2 separate regions of the Homo sapiens genome follow, and region 2 is linked to region 1. A link is a loop called in an ENCODE intact Hi-C map of the cell type or tissue named here. Cell type or tissue: HepG2. All regions are shown on one strand. Links, peaks and the distances in the headings refer to the core of each region. The heading gives the core; the rest is flanking DNA. Region 1 overlaps CELF4 (CUGBP Elav-like family member 4). Region 2 overlaps CELF4 (CUGBP Elav-like family member 4).

What was found. A loop is a pair of places that touch in the nucleus more often than their neighbours do. Peaks named below come from ENCODE experiments on the same cell type or tissue, not always from the same donor. Only the 100,000 strongest peaks of a DNase experiment are listed, where the experiment ranks them.
Region 2: it touches region 1 in a loop (7-fold over the local background); 3 of 110 quality-filtered maps call a loop at or near these places.

The regions. Positions count from the first base shown.
Region 1 is chr18:37,532,907-37,541,229 of GRCh38, reverse strand. All of the region lies in intron 1 of CELF4 (CUGBP Elav-like family member 4), which reads left to right. Among named protein-coding and RNA genes, the nearest start is that of CELF4, 29 kb to the left of the region's middle. RefSeq lists enhancers at 430-724, 6,981-7,481. In HepG2, for the core only: a CTCF peak has its summit at 3,172 (motif pointing right); no DNase peak of the experiment used is centred there; H3K27me3 peaks cover 7,123 bases.
Region 2 is chr18:37,318,458-37,326,780 of GRCh38, reverse strand. CELF4 (CUGBP Elav-like family member 4) reads left to right here. Exons shown (of 13, transcript NM_020180.4): 3 at 4,900-4,978. Among named protein-coding and RNA genes, the nearest start is that of SNORA111, 140 kb to the left of the region's middle. RefSeq lists an enhancer at 3,217-3,753. In HepG2, for the core only: a CTCF peak has its summit at 4,153; a DNase peak (open chromatin) is centred at 4,150; H3K27me3 peaks cover 2,168 bases.

The sequences.
Region 1 (8,323 bases), core at 80-8,079:
TTAGATGTCCAAGGAGAGGCATTAGGAAGGCAGGTGGAATATGATCCTGGAGCTCAGAGTGGTGATCTGGGCTGGAGGTATAAATTTGAGAGGCATCAATATGTCATGGTATTTAAAGTCATTTATAATAGAACAAATTAAACAAGACTTCCTAGATGTGATTATTGTTCCTCCTCAGTGTGGACTGAGCATCAATTAGGTCACAGACTGTGTGATGCACACTATGAGGTCATGCATGCGTGAAGCCTAGAACAGAGGATGCTGGGAGTCCTCCTTCCCCATGCCCCCACTCCACCTCCAGGCAGGTGCTCACCCACACTGACACTGCCAGCCCTCACTTTGTCATTAATGAATGAGATAAAGGAAACTGTTCCTCCTGCCTCAAATTGTCCTGCACCATCTCACAGAACTTAGCCCAGCTCTGTCCCTCCCATGCTCCCACCTAAATCCCTCATGCTGTAGCTTCATTCCCTCCAGCCCTTGCCAGGGCCACTGCTGCTGCCCTTTCTTGGAGCATCTTTCCCAGGATGCCAAGGTTGCATTCCACGCAGCAGGGAGAGCGGGAACTGCTGTCCAGGGGTGAGTCAGCCAGATTCACAGTGGTGATGTAGGTCGCAGAGCTCCCTCCTCCCTGCCCCACTGCTGCGTCTGGAGCCTTCCCACCCAGCTTGCCCCACGATCTGTGTCCTTGTGGCCCACATATCCCGACCCAGCCACCCCCACCAGCCTGACCGTGCTGGCTCGTTTCTCTGAACCCCTAGAAGGGAAGAGCTCCTTGGGAACTTCTCTTTGGCCCCCAGAGCCATGACCAAATGCCTGAGGCAGACCGCTGGCCCGTTTTCCCTGTTTTAAAGTAAAAAAACAATAAAAGCAACACACAAAGAGAGACGCTGCTGTTTTACTTACAAATGAGAGATGTAATCATTCACCCAGGTACCTGGGAGGCTCTGGGCTGGGGCCAGGGAGCCAGTGGACGGGAGGACCCTAGGGCCACAGGCAACCTCTCCACATCCTCCTGGGTACCAGCAAGTGAGACAGGCACTTGGGTCCCCACCCCAAACTTCTCTCACAGGCACTCCAGAGCCAAGCCCTCCTTCCTTGTCACCTTGAGAGATACTCTGGGGTCTGAGCCCACAGTCAGGAGGGTGGTATTCAACTGCCCTGGTAAAGAATAATGGGGTGTCTGGCTGCAAGGCTAGGTGGAGACAGGGAGAGCTACGCACACATCAATGCATATGCACTGTTATAATTGGGTAGTTATTAATAAAGCTATGTCTATTGTCCAGCTCTCTAATGTGCCAGGCCTGCGCTGCACATGAGACCTGATCATCACCTCTCTCCATCCTCACAGCAAGCCCATGACAGCATGACCAATTTGGTAGCTAACAGCGGTGTGTGGCTATTTACATTTACATTTAAATTAACTTTATTCCAATGTAATTTAAAAATCCGTTTTTCAGTTTTACTAGCCACATGCCCAGGGTTCAACAGCCACAAGTAAAGAGGGGCTACAGTGGTAGGCAGTCTGTGCTGTCTACATAGCACATTTTCTGCATGCCAGAAAGTTCTATCAAACAGTGCGGAGAGCATTGCGTGTGCACTGACTAACAAGAGTGCATGAGTGAAGACACACACATGGGCATGTGTGACTGTCACTGGAATGTTCACACACGCACAGCACAAGGGACACAGCTGTGCATGTGTTTAGGCTGTGTGTCTGTGTGTGCACGTGCACGCGTGTGTGTGTGTGTGTGTGTTTGTGTGTGTGTGTGTGTGTGTGTCTTAGAGGTGCCCAGCCCTTGTCCACCACCCCAGGCATCCTGTTGCCTGAAGGAATGTCAGGAACAAGAGCTCTGGAATCAAACTGTCTGGCTTGGAATGTGGGCTCTCCCACTCTCTAACTGGGTGACCTTAGGCAAGTGGCTTAACTTCTCTGTGCTTCAGCTTTCTCTTTATAAAATAAAGATAATAACAGAGCCATTGTTGAGGGTTATTAGAAGCATTACATGAGATAATATGTGCAAAGCTCTCGGAGAGGCTCCCAGCACACTGTGAGCTATTAATAAACATTAGCTGTTACTGTCGTTTCCAAGAGGCAGTGTGTTTGCTGCGCAGGAGCAGCCTTGGAGAAGAGTCTGTCATGTCGGGGAGGGCGTTGAGAACCCTGATGAGACCGAGGATTGCTTCATTCTCAAGCCTGCCACTGCTTCCTGAGAGCAGCAGGGTGGGGCAGGGAGGGAGCTGCTGGGAGCAGCAGGGGTCCCCACCGGCCAGGGAAGGAGACTCCGCAGAGAGGGGTGCTGGGGTGAGGAGGTGCCAGGAGGGGAGGCACACGGGAGGTGACGGGAGGAACGGAGCAGGAGTCCCGCCTTAGCATGTTGTTTACAGCCTGGATCTTCCAGTCGGGCTCTGGGAAATGTGCTGCTGAGTGAGGGAGAGAGAACCCCGTAAGTAACTGCTCCACAATGTCAGAATTGCTTTCTATATTCGCTAAAGCACCAGGCCAGCTATTCCCTCACACTGCCCTCTAGGATCTAAAGTCTCACCTGGGAATGAGACCAACCCACAAGCGACAATTGGAATGAAAAAGAATCAGAGCAGAGGAGGCACCTGAGGGAATCACTAGTCCCAGGCAGCCATTTTAACACAAATCAATTCAACAGGTATTTGCTGAGTGAGTGCCTGCTCTGGGTAAAGACAGCGTTGTGGGTGCTTGGGGGATTCAGAAAAGCAAAAAGGGAGGAAGGAGCCTCTGCCCTGAAGGAGTCGAGAGCCAGAGAGAGAGGCTCCAGGCCTCAGCAGCCAAAGGTAAGACGGCTCGGGAGAGGATTACACACAGGAACTGGCATTTGTAATGGACTTTGAAGATGGGTGATACCTTTCAGAGAGCAAAACAAGGTCCAGAGAGGTTGGACAGCTTGCCCAGGGCTACACAGCCAGTGAAGAATCGAGCCAGGTGTGAGGTCTTTCTTCCATGGAGAGACAAGGAAAAAGGAATGCATCCCTAGGCACACAGTACAGAGAGCAGGGCCTCAGAGGTGCACACAGGAGAGACCAGGGCCATCCCCTGGGATGAGGAGGCCGCCCTCCCACCCCGCCATCCCTCTGGCCTCCCGGAAGGTCCGCCCGATGCGGCGAGAGGCCGCCTGTGTTTTCAGACGTGGCCAGCAGAGGGCACCAGGACTACTGCACAACCCGGACCAAGGAGCCGGCCGCCTCCAGAGCTGGATTCAGCGCCTGGGACTCTCCGGGGCACAGGGCACAAATGTCTGTGCCCCAATCACACAGCCCCGTGGGGTGAGCCCATGATGGGACACCAGGTCGGGGAGTCACGTCCGCGGCTTCCATGTGGAGGGTAGGGCTCCAAGGAGGCAGGCCTGGTTGGACGAGAGAAATCCCAAGACCCTCCCAGATCAGGTGGGCACCTCAGGTTGAATAAAAAAGTTTTCTCCCAGGAGGAGCTTGTGTCTGGCGGACATAAAATGAGTGTATTTTCTTTAGTTTACTTTCAGAGAAAGCAAAGGGAGGGGTGTCTCCATCTGTCACCACCTCCGGGGCTCATCCCTGAACCCCTACAGCGAAGCAAGGAAATAAAATAAACAGCCCCTGTCAGGCTCACATGTGGAGTTGGGGTGGAGACAGCAGCCTGAAATGGTCCCCGAAGACCTGTAATTTTCATGTCCTTTTGCAGAGGCATGACAGAGGAACCATGTCCTTTTACAGAGACCCGACCGGGAACTGGCCTCCCTGCCTTAATCATAAAGGCCATTTGAAGTTAGCACTCAGGTTGCCCTTTTGCAGAAAGACACCCCCAAGGACTTGCTGGGAACTCTTTCTCTTGGATAGAGAGCACCATTCTCCTCCGAGAATGCCAGGCTCTCAGCGTGTACACAGGGCCCCTTCAGTCCAGCCTGGGTGCGATTTCCCAAACTCCAAAGGAATTGGGTCCAAATTCGATTTTTCTTCTTCCTGCTCTGAGAACCAGCCTATGTTTGGTTTGGGCAGTGACAGTTTGGAGATTCAAATGAAAGTCATGATCAAGGTGGTGATAACTGAGTGCACAGCAGAAAATGTAAGGGGAGAAGACAAATACAAGAGGAGGAGGCAAATGCCAGGGACAAAGAGGCGAGGGCACAGAAGAAAGCCCAGGTAAGGGCTGAGTGGCCAGAAGGGTCGGGAAAGCCAGGCTGAGGATGGGTGACCTATGACACCCGCCAGTCGTGCTGTGGGACAGTCCCAGGGAATGTGCTACATCAGATCACATCTGTCCTTGGCTTTATGTGTAGGAATCTTGTGAAGTGAGTCAGCCAGCACCCCCTGGCAAGGTGGGGCATCTCCTCTCTCCCTTCGCAGAGCACAGCTCACATCACTGGGAGGTGTCCTCCAAGCCTCCCTCCAGGCCTGGGAGCTTTATGTGAGCGTGTGAAAGCCTGGGCCGCCTGCACACGAGCCTGTGGCTTTGGGAGATGGGGGTGATGGTGATGGCGGAGTGTGGGAGGGAGCAAGTGCAAGATGTGCGGGGACTTGCTGCCTGGGGACTGGGGCCAGGGCTCCTCCTGTCTCACAGTGCCATCTCAGGTGGGCCACCACCTCCCCCACTCCCTATCTGCATCTGTAAAATGCAAATAGCAATCTCTGCCTCACCCATCCCACACAGATGTTGTGATGCTCAGATTAGGCAAAAACGTGGAGAAAAGGCGCTAGCGAGCAGCACACAGGTGCCCTGCATAGACCTGTAGCTGGGGACCCCTTGCCGAGGGCTGAGAAGATGGCTGTTGCTCAGGAAGTTCCCTTTTAGGAGGGAGTGGGGGAGACAGGAAAGTACAAAGAAGAGAGTCAGACTCTAGAGAAGAAAGAGTTTCCAGTCCTTCAGGTTCCAATGCACCATTCGCCCTAACACCTGTCCCTTGGGACTCTGAAGACCACAAGCCTTACCCCACAACCATTCTGGCCTGTGCAGTTCTCAGCTTTCCCTGGAAAAGCCTGTTTGCCACCCCACCCCTCCCATCACCCCTCCAGGGAGTATCCTCCCACCTCCCCTCATTGCTCCAAACAGCTGTGATTCAGAGAGCGTCATTTCCAGGGAAACCAACAACAACAAAAAAATGTCCAGGCGTCAGGGGAAATTTCAACCACAATGCAAGTGGTTCCAGAGGAGCATTGATGACACCCAGGATGCAACTTGGGCTCCCAGCACTGTCAGCACCATCCTCAGAGGAAGAGACATAAACAGGACATATGTGCAGGGGCGTGGGGAGGGAGATGGATGTTCCCCAAAAACAGGAATTAAAGTTTTCAATAACATTTGTTGTTCAGCCACAAGGCCCTCGAGACTAGAGGAACCCAAAAAGAGACCAGGAAAGGTTAGCAAGGTCCTTTTTACCAGGAAGTGAATCGTGTTCTCTCTCGCTGCGTGGCCAGTGTGGATCCAAGTAGGGATCTCCACACTGTGATGGCAGGGCTCACCTGAGCATGCTCCTCTGTGGCCTGGCCTCCTGGTGGCCGCCCCTTTCCCCAGGGGTGCTCAGGGCTGGCTTGAATCCCGTGTTCAGAACGTGGCTGCTTACTATCCCTTCGGAGCTCACAGTACATATAAACGCTCTTAAGTAATACACGTGTATTACCTAACGGCCCACATGTGCACACAGGGGAGCGTGTACCATGTCAAGTGATGGGTTACGTGAACTCTTCCTGCTACTCTCATGATCACTGTAGACTAATATGATAAAGGTGGCTCCTGAATTTTGCCATATAGATCTCAGAGTTGTGTGGGGACTGGGAGCTGCTCGGAAAGTCTGCAACTTCGGATCCCTGGGCCACTGCTCTTTGAAACAGGAGCAATTGTCTTCAGAATTTGTTCCGTACAATGAATTCAGTCTTATTTTAACATTTTGAAAAGACTGACTAGGAAAAACAACAAAAAGACAATAAATAACGCCAATAAGGTATGTACTGTCATGTAGATTTTAATCTAAAGAGTCAGATTCCACCTGGTCCAAATCATACAGAGGCATTATTTTTAATTCCAGAATCACCAATTAGCTAATCCTCCATAGTCAGGGAGGATTTCCAGCATGGTGTTCTATTGTTGGAGAAGACCTGGGTGCAGGGAGGCCCACCTCCCATCCGAGGCCACACGGCAGCCAGGTGCCTAGGACTAGCCATGCCTTCAGACAGCTTCAAGGGTGAGGAAATGAGTACAGAGGACAGCTTTCCGTCAGCCTGCCATGTAGACATCGCAAGCCTTTGGGACATGGCACCTCAGTTTCTCTTGCTTCTACTGGCAGCATCAGGGTTCCACGACCTGGAACAGTGCTGTGCAGCCCCAGCCCCTGCTCGCTTTCAGAAGGGGTTCTGTAAACACCCGGCTCTGTGAGGCATGTCACCTCTTCTCTAAGGCTGAAACCGACCAGACAATAGGCCAGAGCAGGAAGTGTCTGCATTCATACCCAGTCCTCTGCCTTCCCTCCCTTCTCTTCCCCTCCCTCTCTTCCCCTCTGGCCCTGGGGATGTATTTTGCATCCTTTAAATGATCTTGTTTATTCTATGTGTCGGAATATAGTTATCTGAATATTAATTATGGCTTTAGTGAAGTTCGTCGGTTGAATGCAGGAATTGAGAATTCCTCCTTCACTTTTAGCCACCTGCTTTGATTTCTCTGTTTATCTGCTTGACTGAGCTGAAATCAGTTTCTGTAAGTGAAAGTCGGCTGCTTGGAGCAGATGTTAATGCTCAGAAATAGTGTACGGTCTGCTATTAGCATAAGTAGCATGATGCTAATAAATAGAGGTGTGCAGGGCTAGTGCAGTGGTGCCGGTGGGGACCGAGGGACAGCGGCCTGCCCAGTGACAGAGCCCATGCCCCACCCAGAGGAAGAGGGAGAGCCCCAGCCTGGGTGCTGGACACCTTCTGCCCAAGCCAGCCCTGCCCTTCCCCCTCCCCAGCACCCAGTATGCAGCCAGCTAGGGGCCGATGATTAATGACGGCGAGGACTGTAACCAAATTGTAGTGCCATTAGCACCAAGTCACAACTGACAACTAGATACATCATCTCTGAGGTTTCTATCCAGCTAACTAATTTAACTATGTGAATACGGGAAACGCCGCTCTGATGCCATAAGGCAAATATTGCCAATACCCAGGAGCCTGTCAGTAAGGAATGAGAGACGGGGAATCCATCGGGGCCCAGCGGCCAGGTCCACAGTCCTGGCTGGGTCAGCAGATCTGTCTTCACAGCATTTGCGCTTCAAGGCTCTGGAATAACTCCACCATACACCACAAGGAGCCAGGATCCAATAATCCGCCGAACCAAGCCCCCGACTCCAGGACCACCCCACTGCTTTCCCCTGACGTGGAGATGACAAGGTTTCCTTCCAAGTCAGAGAAGGACAGATTTGGTCACGGCAATGCCTTTCTCCCCATCCCCCGAATTTCTCCCCATCTCTGCAGCTCCCCACTTTCTCCAGGAGAGGGACATGCAGGAGCTCTGATGATATACAGGTGGGCCTCCATTCTCACAGTAGCTGCTCCCGAAATAGTGAATGCAAATTGTTATTATCTTCTTTTTTGTCATTTTACAATGAATCTTATTTGAAATGTGCTGTGTTTGCTCACCAGAAGAGCCTTATAAGGGATCCTTTTAGAAATAAAAGAATCCTTCTGCCATGTGAATAGTTGCCCTTTAATTCATCTGCTTTATGAGCTTGGGGGCTCCACATGGCCATGTTCTTAAGCCAGCCCCTGAATTACCAGGTGATTTATTCTCTGAATCAGAAGGGCCCCCACTCAAATCACCCCCCTGCTGTATGGGCCAATTGCTGGGGAGGTTGAGGGGCCAAGACATTGACTCCATGTTAGAAACTCCGGATTCCCAAATTTCTCACCTGCCGTAGTGGAGGCAAAAGAGAGTCTAATAGGTTCTGTGTGGCTCAGCAAATCCAGTCTCCTCTCTGGGGTTCCCTACTCACACTCAGGGAAATGAGGACAAGCTCGTGGGATAATGTCTGTGAACCAAGACAGGAAAACTCAAAGCTCTCCAGCAATGGAAGGAGACATTCGTGCGTAAGCAGCCGTGTACCCGCAGCCACGTGCCTGGCTGAAACTCAAGGGCATGGTATCTGGAGTGGCTGGGCCAGCTTGCTGGAAGGCTGCGTTCTGGAAGTGGCCGCCCACGCCAGTAAGCTCAGAAGACAGTAATGGCAACAACCCAGATAATTCTGGGAAATTTAGCTTCCATGAGAGATATCCAGATAATGGAGATGGGAAGAAAGACTTTGGTGCCTGAATAATTGTCCAGCACCCCTCTTTCCAGGGCAGCCACTTA
Region 2 (8,323 bases), core at 234-8,233, 210 kb after region 1:
GCCCACCCCCTGCCGCAGGTGGGAGCAGAGACAGCTCCAGATCTGGGCCAGGCCCACTCGCTCCCTAAGAGGGGCGCCCGGCTGGAAGTAGAAACACAGTCCACAAGGGTTTGTGATGTCCCCGGAGGACTGACCCCAGGAGCCTCCAGGGAAGCTGCAGGTAGCTGTTCCTGACCCAGGGAAGGCAGGCCTGGCTCACCAAATCCCCTTCAGGCACCTGGAGGAAGACACCAACTGAAGGCCACAGGGCCTCCATGGGGACACTGAGGACATCTCTGAAAGAGAATCAGCAAGGAAGGCTCCTGCACCCCAGCCCAGATTCCCAGCAGCCACAAGCCACAGGGCCCTCCGGGGAGGACAGCGCACTGGTGGAGAGGAGTAGCTGACAGAGGAGCAGAGACGGGGGCAGGAAAAGCACCAAAGGGGTCCTGAGGCCATGGCCAGGGTCCCAGGGGGCAAAGTTACAAGAAGGGCAAGGAGATGGCAACTGGCCTTCTGGTCTTCCTCCTGATCTCACTCCTGGCTCTTCCCTCCTCTCCTGGCTCTTCCCCTGACCCCTCTGCTCTCCCTTGCCCTCGCCCTCTCCGGCATTCTCTTCACCTCTCCCCTCGCTCTGTCGTCATGCTCTGCCTTGTTCTCTCCCGATCTCTGCAGCCTGGCCCGGCCTCCTCTCCCAGGACAGATGTGCTCCATCCTCCTCCCTCTTCAGGGCAGAGTCAGGGCTGAGTGAGGCTGGCCAAGGACCAGGGGAGGGAGGAAGGTTTCTCTTCAGGCCAGGGCCACCTGTACAGAGCCTGCTCCAGCTGAGAAATCTTCCCGACCAAGACTGACACTTTATTTCTGCTGAGAATTAAGAAAGCACAGGGCCGTATATTATCTCACCATCTAGCCCGGCACCTCTCTGACAAGCCCCTCAAAGGCTGTCTGGATGCTGACCACCATCAGATTATAATGGCACATGGAAAATGACCCCAGGAGCCATGGCTGCATGGGAACCAATTCCGTTCTCCTTTACCAATCTGTTTAGAGCACCCCATAGGTGCCTAGCCCATGGCTGAAGGCAGCTGGGAGGCTGGATGAGACTCCATGTCCCTGCTGTCAGAAAGCCCACAGTAAAACTGGAGGGAAGCAGAGGGGCCTGTGTGTGAGGGGTGAGCCCAACAGCACGCCATGGAGGAGGTCTGCCTGCACCATCCAGGGCCCGTCTGGTTGGGAGGGCTCCTGCAGCAGGGATGTTAGGCCAAAGCATCACAGGTGCCCAGATGCCAAGGACAGTGGGCTGGCTGCCTGCAACTGGGGTGGCATCTAGGGTGGAAGCCTCCAGACACAGGGAGATTTCATTTGCCCAGTTTAATTTACCATGGAAAATGGGACCCGTCATTTCAGAAATAGCTCTATCCTGGCCAGGCGAATCCGCAGGACTCACCCCAGCTGCTCTCAGGCCCGACTAGAGAAGACTGGCTGTAAAACACAGAAACAAGGTGCCAGGAAAGGAGTCTCCTCCAGTGGTCCCAGCCTTCCTCCCACACAGGATGAGGCCCCTAGGGATGTGGGGTCTGCCTAGCATGCTCTGGCCCTAGGAATGGAGTCTCCTGCCTCAGGAATGGCCTCACTCCCCCGTTGGGACAGAGCGACAAAGCCCAACAGATTCTGGTTCACACCCCTGTGCCTGCCCCTTCTCAGCCAGGCCTTCCTCCCAGCCTTGCAGGGGAAGCCTGAATTCCCCATCTGGCTCCCTGCTCTCCTCTCTTTCCCCCACACTCCTGGCCTCTGCTTGGAACTTTCCTGGACCATCCCAAGCCCATTCCACCTGTTCCCAGCATCTCTTAAATGAGTAGGCAGATGTCAGGAGTCCTGGGTTCATCTTGATATCACCATTTACAACCTTTGTGACCTCAGGCTAACTTCTTAACCTATCTGAGACTCCATTTCCTTGACTGAAGTTAGAGATAATCTATTTGCATACATCACAGGAGAAGTTGTGATGATCTAGCAATGCGATCAGTATAGCAGCTGTTCCTGTTCTCAGGGGTGTTATGGATCCTTGGGGAGGCCTGGGTCACTTAAGCACCACCTCCACTTGCAAGTCAATTTCCAGCCTTGAGTGTACCTTTTTAATGGAAAACAGGGAGCTCCTTGTAGTACCCTTCCCAATGGGGTACCAACCAGGCTTCATGAACTAGGGGGCTTATTCGTTGGCTAGAGCTGTCATAGCAAAGTACCACAGACCAGGTGGCTTAAACAACGGAAATGTATTTCTCACAGCTCCGGAGGCTGGAAGCCCAAGATCAAGGTGTGGGCAGGATTGGTTTCTGGTGAGGGCTCTCTTCCTGGCTTGAAGATGGCGGCCTTCTCGCTGTGTCCTCCTATGGTTTTCTCTCTGTGTGCACATCCCTGGTGTCTCTTCCTCTTCTTGTGAGGACATCAATCATATGGGATGAGGGCCCTACTCTTATAACTCCATTCAACCTTAAGTACCTCCTTAAAGGTACCATTTCCAAATACAGTCACAATGGGGGTTAGGGCTTCACTGTATGAATTTTGGCGGGACACACTTCAGTCCATACAGAAGCTAAGTGGACTAGGCTCAAAGAATGAATAGACTGTCAAGAGGAGGAGGCTGGGAGGGACAGCAGGGAGCTTGAAGGCCCAGGGAATGGACTTGGGGGAGGAAGGTGCCAGGATGTGTGGTGGGAGTGGTACAAGAGGTGGTGGGGCCAGATTTTGTGGGGTGGGGGTCAGGCAGAAAAGATGCTTGATTTGCTGGCCCAAAGAACCTGGCCTCAATCTCCCTTTATGGAATGGGTACTTTTCCCACTTACTTCCTCCTTGGTCCTCTCCTCCTGGAGCAGCTGAGGTCAACTGAGATAAAATATGACAAAGCTAAAGGCCGTTGTGTTGGTAGCACTCATGTGCCTACTCATCCTGGCTGAATCCCAGCTCTGCCGCTCCTCAGAGCTTTGTTCTTCTCATTGAAAAGATGGATATAATAATCCCTACCTCAGAGAATTGTAAAATTACATAAGCAGAAAAGCTGTAGAAATCTGTCCAAGAGAGCATCAGGGCTGGAACTGGGTCCAGGTCAGTCCTTAAGACCTGTTTGGGGGAGAAGAATGCTACAGGTTTCAGGGAAGGGAAGGCTAGGAGGGCGGGGCATTCCAGGAGGACATGGCAGCCTAGGAAAGGGTGAGATGCTGAGTCCCAAACAGTACTGGACAGGGAACCAGGAGCAACCTGGCTCCCTCCTGGAGCCCCTCTCCCATAGCCAGATGCCTGGGCGGCCTTCTGGATCTTTCCCTCAAAGACTGGAAAGGAGCTCGTTCACAGGGAACCCAGGAACTTCATTACGTTCCTCCTTCTTCTCCCTGTGATTGGAATTTGCTGTAACATGGCAGAGTTCTCTGCTGCCAGGGCTTGGGAACAAAGTATCTTGCTTCCCCTCAACTCCATAAGGGATGTCAAGTGGGGACCTGGTGGTGAACAATGACACCCTCGCCCCTCTCGGTGGGCTGGCCCTGGCATCCTCCCCTGCTGCCTCTGGCTACCTGTGCCTCCTTCCTTGTCGGCTGCGTCCTGCCTCCCATCTCTGTCCTTCCCGGCCACGGCTCTGCCCTTCCACTGGCCTTGTGCTCACCTTGCTGAGTCACAGGCACCCATACTCCCCCACCCAGTTGTCCTGACGCAGCCAAAACTCACTTCGAGTCCTAGAGCAGAAGGTAGGAGGAAGCTTGTGACTGGCTGGTCCAGCCGCTGTACGGGAGGGAATTGGCAACGGAAGGTCTCAAAGCGCAGGACAGACATGCAGAAATCACCCCACAGGCCCCACTTCCCAGCCATGTCCTGCCACGTGGTGGCCTTGGGAAGCACCTGAATGCCTCTTGGCCTCAGCCTCTCCATCTCTAAAATGGGGGTGTTTGTACCTGCCCCACTACCTCTCTGAGTCTGAGTTTGTGAGAGAAATGCAGATGCAAGAAGGGCTCAGGGAGGTGCGTAAGGGCAGAAGCACTGGTGAAGACATCAGGTCAGAATCCGCTGGCGTGATCCTCCTCACGTTTGTTGCTTAAACCACTCTGAGACCTCCGGGCTGTAGAGCCCACCCTGGTGCCTCCCGGTGAGCCCTGAAGCCAGGCAGCCAAGCCCGGGATGCTTGGAGTCCAGAGACCCCTAGTGCCCTGAATGGGCCATTGACACAGATCCCCGAGAGGGAAGAGAGAGGCCGGCGGCTAGGGGAGTCAGGCATTGCTCTCCTGTCCTCCTGGCACCCAGACACCACAGGGGACAAGTAGCTGTGCCCACTCCACGCACTCCCTGAGAGAACAGCCCTGGCTGCAATATGGAGCCCCAGCCCTGAGCTCTGCTTTAACCATGGAGCTGGACGGCCCAGAGCCTTGGCCACGCCTGACCCATAGGCCACTTCTGCGAGCTGGTACGGGCTGGGATCAAGCTGGATGCCCTGGCCTGGGTGGGGTCCATCTGCAGCCAGTGACCAGCTCATTTCCATAAAGGCAGATGTTTGAGTGAACCAGGGCTGAGCCAAGGGTGTGCTTTGGTGACACAAAGGCCTGTGTGACACAGAGGGACAGGCCAGCATTTCTGTCAACCTCAGATTCTGATATCAAAGGCTAGTAGGAGCTGCTGCTCGGAGTAGGAGGAGGAGGCATCTCAAAGTCTCCTGTCCAGAGACACCCCCCTGAAAGAATGGGGCCATGGGGCCGTGCCGTCGAGGGGAGACGGGCAGCACTTTGGTGAAGGTGTGTGTGCTTGCAGCAGCATGTTGTGGGAGCGCGTGTCTGTGGGTGCAGTCTGTATACTCGCATTCACCTGTGCACCTGAGTGCTGGGTGTCTGTCCCCTCACCCGCAGGCCTGCTATAATGCTGTCCCCCTCTGCTCTGTTGCAGATGAACCGGCCGATCCAGGTGAAGCCTGCGGACAGCGAGAGCCGAGGAGGTAGTAGCTGCCTGCGCCAGCCCCCTTCACGTGAGGGCCCACTTGTCTCTGCCCCTCCCCCTCCCCCTCTCACTCCTCCCTCCTTTTCCCGACGCAGCAAGGCGATGCAGCGACTCCCCGCCTCCTCCTCTTGCCCCTCTGGGGATCTCGTGGCTGAGGGTTGGGGACAGAGCTTTGGAGCTCTGGGTGACTGGTGTGGAGAGAGACAGGAGGGAAGGGGGGTGTTTGGGGTCTTCCAGACGGTGCGGTTTATGCGTCTCTGAGTAAACAAGTGCCATGTCCCAGGATATTCTTCTCCCCTCCATTAAAACACCCAAAAGGGTGTGCCCACCTCGATGTGGACAAGGAAAACCCCACCGTGATGGGGCTTGTGCAGTTAGAAGGGAGACAAGAAGTGGTCACAGCTGTGCTGTAGGAGGATTCAGGCCAAGGAGGCAAATCTGAGTGGTCCATGGGAGTGTGGGCACTCAAGGCCAGCACTGAGGCAGAGATCCTGGAGATAGAGGCAGGCAGTCAGACAGGTGTCTGGAAAGGGACAGAGGGGAAGGACACAGCCTCACTCCACAGACGCTTGTCCTAGAATGTGGAGCCCACTGGAGACTGGCCGTGGAGAGCCTGAGTAAGGGAATGCAGCACCTTGAGGCTCACCGCTGGAAGGGTTAGGCAGACGGCCAGCCAGGGGCAGCTCCGTCACCAAGTGACAGCATCCTCTTGGCACAGTGCCTGTGTGTCTGTACTGCCCCCCCCATCCCAGCCACAGGGTTAACCAGGGCCCACCCTAGGCACAGCCCTGGCCCTAGGCTCCCCTAGATGAGATTCAAACATACTCTGACATTAAAAGAAAATGAAAGGCAAGGACATGGCAAAGAAAATACATCCAGCATCCAAGATCAGGCCTCCCCTACCCGGGCACCAGCTCCTCCTGCAACAAACTGCCCCAGTGATACAGAGCCCATCACACCTCACCTGTGGGAGAGAAACAGACTCCCCAGCCCCATAGGGTAGAAGAATGTGCAGGCCCCTGCCAGGTGCCCTCTTCCTGGCCCACCTCCTTGGGAGAAGGGCATTGTCCTTCTTGATCACTAGTCCCCGGCACTCACACTGAGCCTCATCCCCTCTGGGCCCTGCCCAGACGTTGCTCTGAACTGAGCTCTCAGCCACTTCCCCGGAGAAGGGGGCCAAACGGAGGCTCCGAGCAGGTGAAGGACCCCCGAGTAGAGACTCTGTCCTCTCCACCATCTAGGGCCCCCAGCCCAAGTTCCCACAGAGGCACAGCCAGGCAGTGAGCCAAACAGCCATACAGAAGTGAGACACTCCCAGAGGACAGACGGGCGGTGGCTTCCTACCTCCAGCCTCCTCCCACTATGGGAGAGACCTTGGCTGCTCTTCCGCCAGAGACAGGAGCAGCCCGGAAAGGGTTTAGAAAAATTGAGAACACCCATGAGGCCACCAAGGGGAGCGTAAGGAGTTGGGGCCTTTTTTTTTTTTTTTTTTTTTGAGATGGAGTCTCACTCTGTCGCCCAGGCTGGAGTGCAGTGGTGTGATCTCGGCTCACTGCAAGCTCCGCCTCCCGGGTTCACGCCATTCTCCTGCCTCAGCCTCCTCAGCAGCTGGGACTACAGGCGCATGCCGCCACACCCAGCTAATTTTTGTATTTTTAGTAGAGATGGGGTTTCACTGTGTTAGCCAGGATGGTCTCAATCTCCGGACCTTGTGATCTGCCCGCCTCGGCCTCCCAAAGTGCTGGGATTACAGGCGTGAGCCACCGCGCCCAGCTGGAGTTGGGGCCTTTTGTTGCCCTGAGAAGGTGACATTAGGTACAGCCTCCAAGGTGGCCCCAGCCTACCCTTCCCCCCGCCAGGGCTGGGGTGTCCAGCATGAGGGCCCAGGTAGTAAGATGGGACAGCCAGTCGCAGCTGCCCTCCACCTCCCAGCCAGGAGCTCTTGGCTTCTGCCAACCCTGCCACACCCTGGGCTCTGGCCCAAGTGTCCCTGTTCACCACCCTCCCCTGGCCCAGGCCCAGGCCCAGGCCCAGTGCTCTGGGTTTCTCCCTGCTCTTTAGATCAGCCAGGAACCGAGGAATTTCTCTCCCCCTCATTTCTCAGAAAGTTTACCGGGAAATCAAGGGCAAAATGTCGAGCAGGTGAAAGCTACTTGCAAATTTGGAGAGCCAGTTGTCCTGGAGGGTGCTGTGGTGTGGCCGCTGGTGATCTGTTCATCCTTGGGGCCTGTGCCTGCTCAGAACACTCCTTCATCCCCTCAGTCAGGCCTCTGCCCTCCAGCCCCAGCAGGGCACTGACTTAGGCACAAGGCCTCTAGGACTCAGGCCCCCTCCCAACCCGGACCTCAGATCCTACCCACTAGGGCTTGGGCTGGTGTCTTGGGGCTGCCTGAAGGGATCCCATGCCCCAGGGCATAGACGCACCTCCTCACACCAATGGAGTGCTCTGGTCCTAAGGACCCCGGTAGTCAAGGTCCAGTTGGTTGAGGGTTAGAGATGCTTCAGGCGTGAGGGGCCCACGTGAGCGAAGCCCATGTGGTTTGTGCTGCCTGCTCCTGTCCCTTCCTTGGCAGTGAGAGGAGTGCCATCCTCACTCAGCCTCGTCCAGGGCACATGAGGCCCACAGCAGTGCGAGGGGTGTCTCCTGGAGACCGTCACCCAGGCACACAGTGACTCACCTGCAGCCCCCAGTTCACACGGCCCGGCCAGGAGGCAGTGACACACGGAAGCTGTCATGGATGGGCAGGAAAGCTGGGATAGTAGGTGCCAGCAGCAGTTCCGGAGAGGAGATCCCCCAGGCGGGGGCAGCCAGAGGCCTCAGGGGAGGTGGCCCTTCTGGTCTTGAAGGTGGGAGATCCCACAGCTTGAGAAGGGGGGATGGCATGAACAAGGGCCACCGACCCAGGCCTCTGAGGGCCATAAGGAGGTGCCATCTGGTGTGGAGCAGGCAGGTCAGAGTCCAGGCCATTTTCTCCAGCACTGGAGAGGGATGTCTGGAATCCCCTCTGCCCAGCAAGGCCGTGCTGGGCTCTAACTCAAACCTTTCTCTCCCTGAACTTGCCTCAGAGGCAATAGCTCTCTGACTCCAAGATGCTAACCTCATCGGCTTTCTCCCATATATCTCCTGTGGCTAACACTCGCCCCAAACCAGATTACTCAGCTCTTTTATTCTTCTTGCAGTAGAAAGTGGGGGGGGGGGGAGGTGTAGGGAAAGCCAAACCTAAACATCTTTCTATTAATTGCATATTCAATATTAAACAGTGAGATGGCCCTGAGTCAGCACTATCACCAAGCTGTGTGGTTTTTTTTTTAAAAGAAAGTTAGTTTAAAATAATTTAATAGCCATTAAATACTTCTGGGGAGAAGGGGAAGG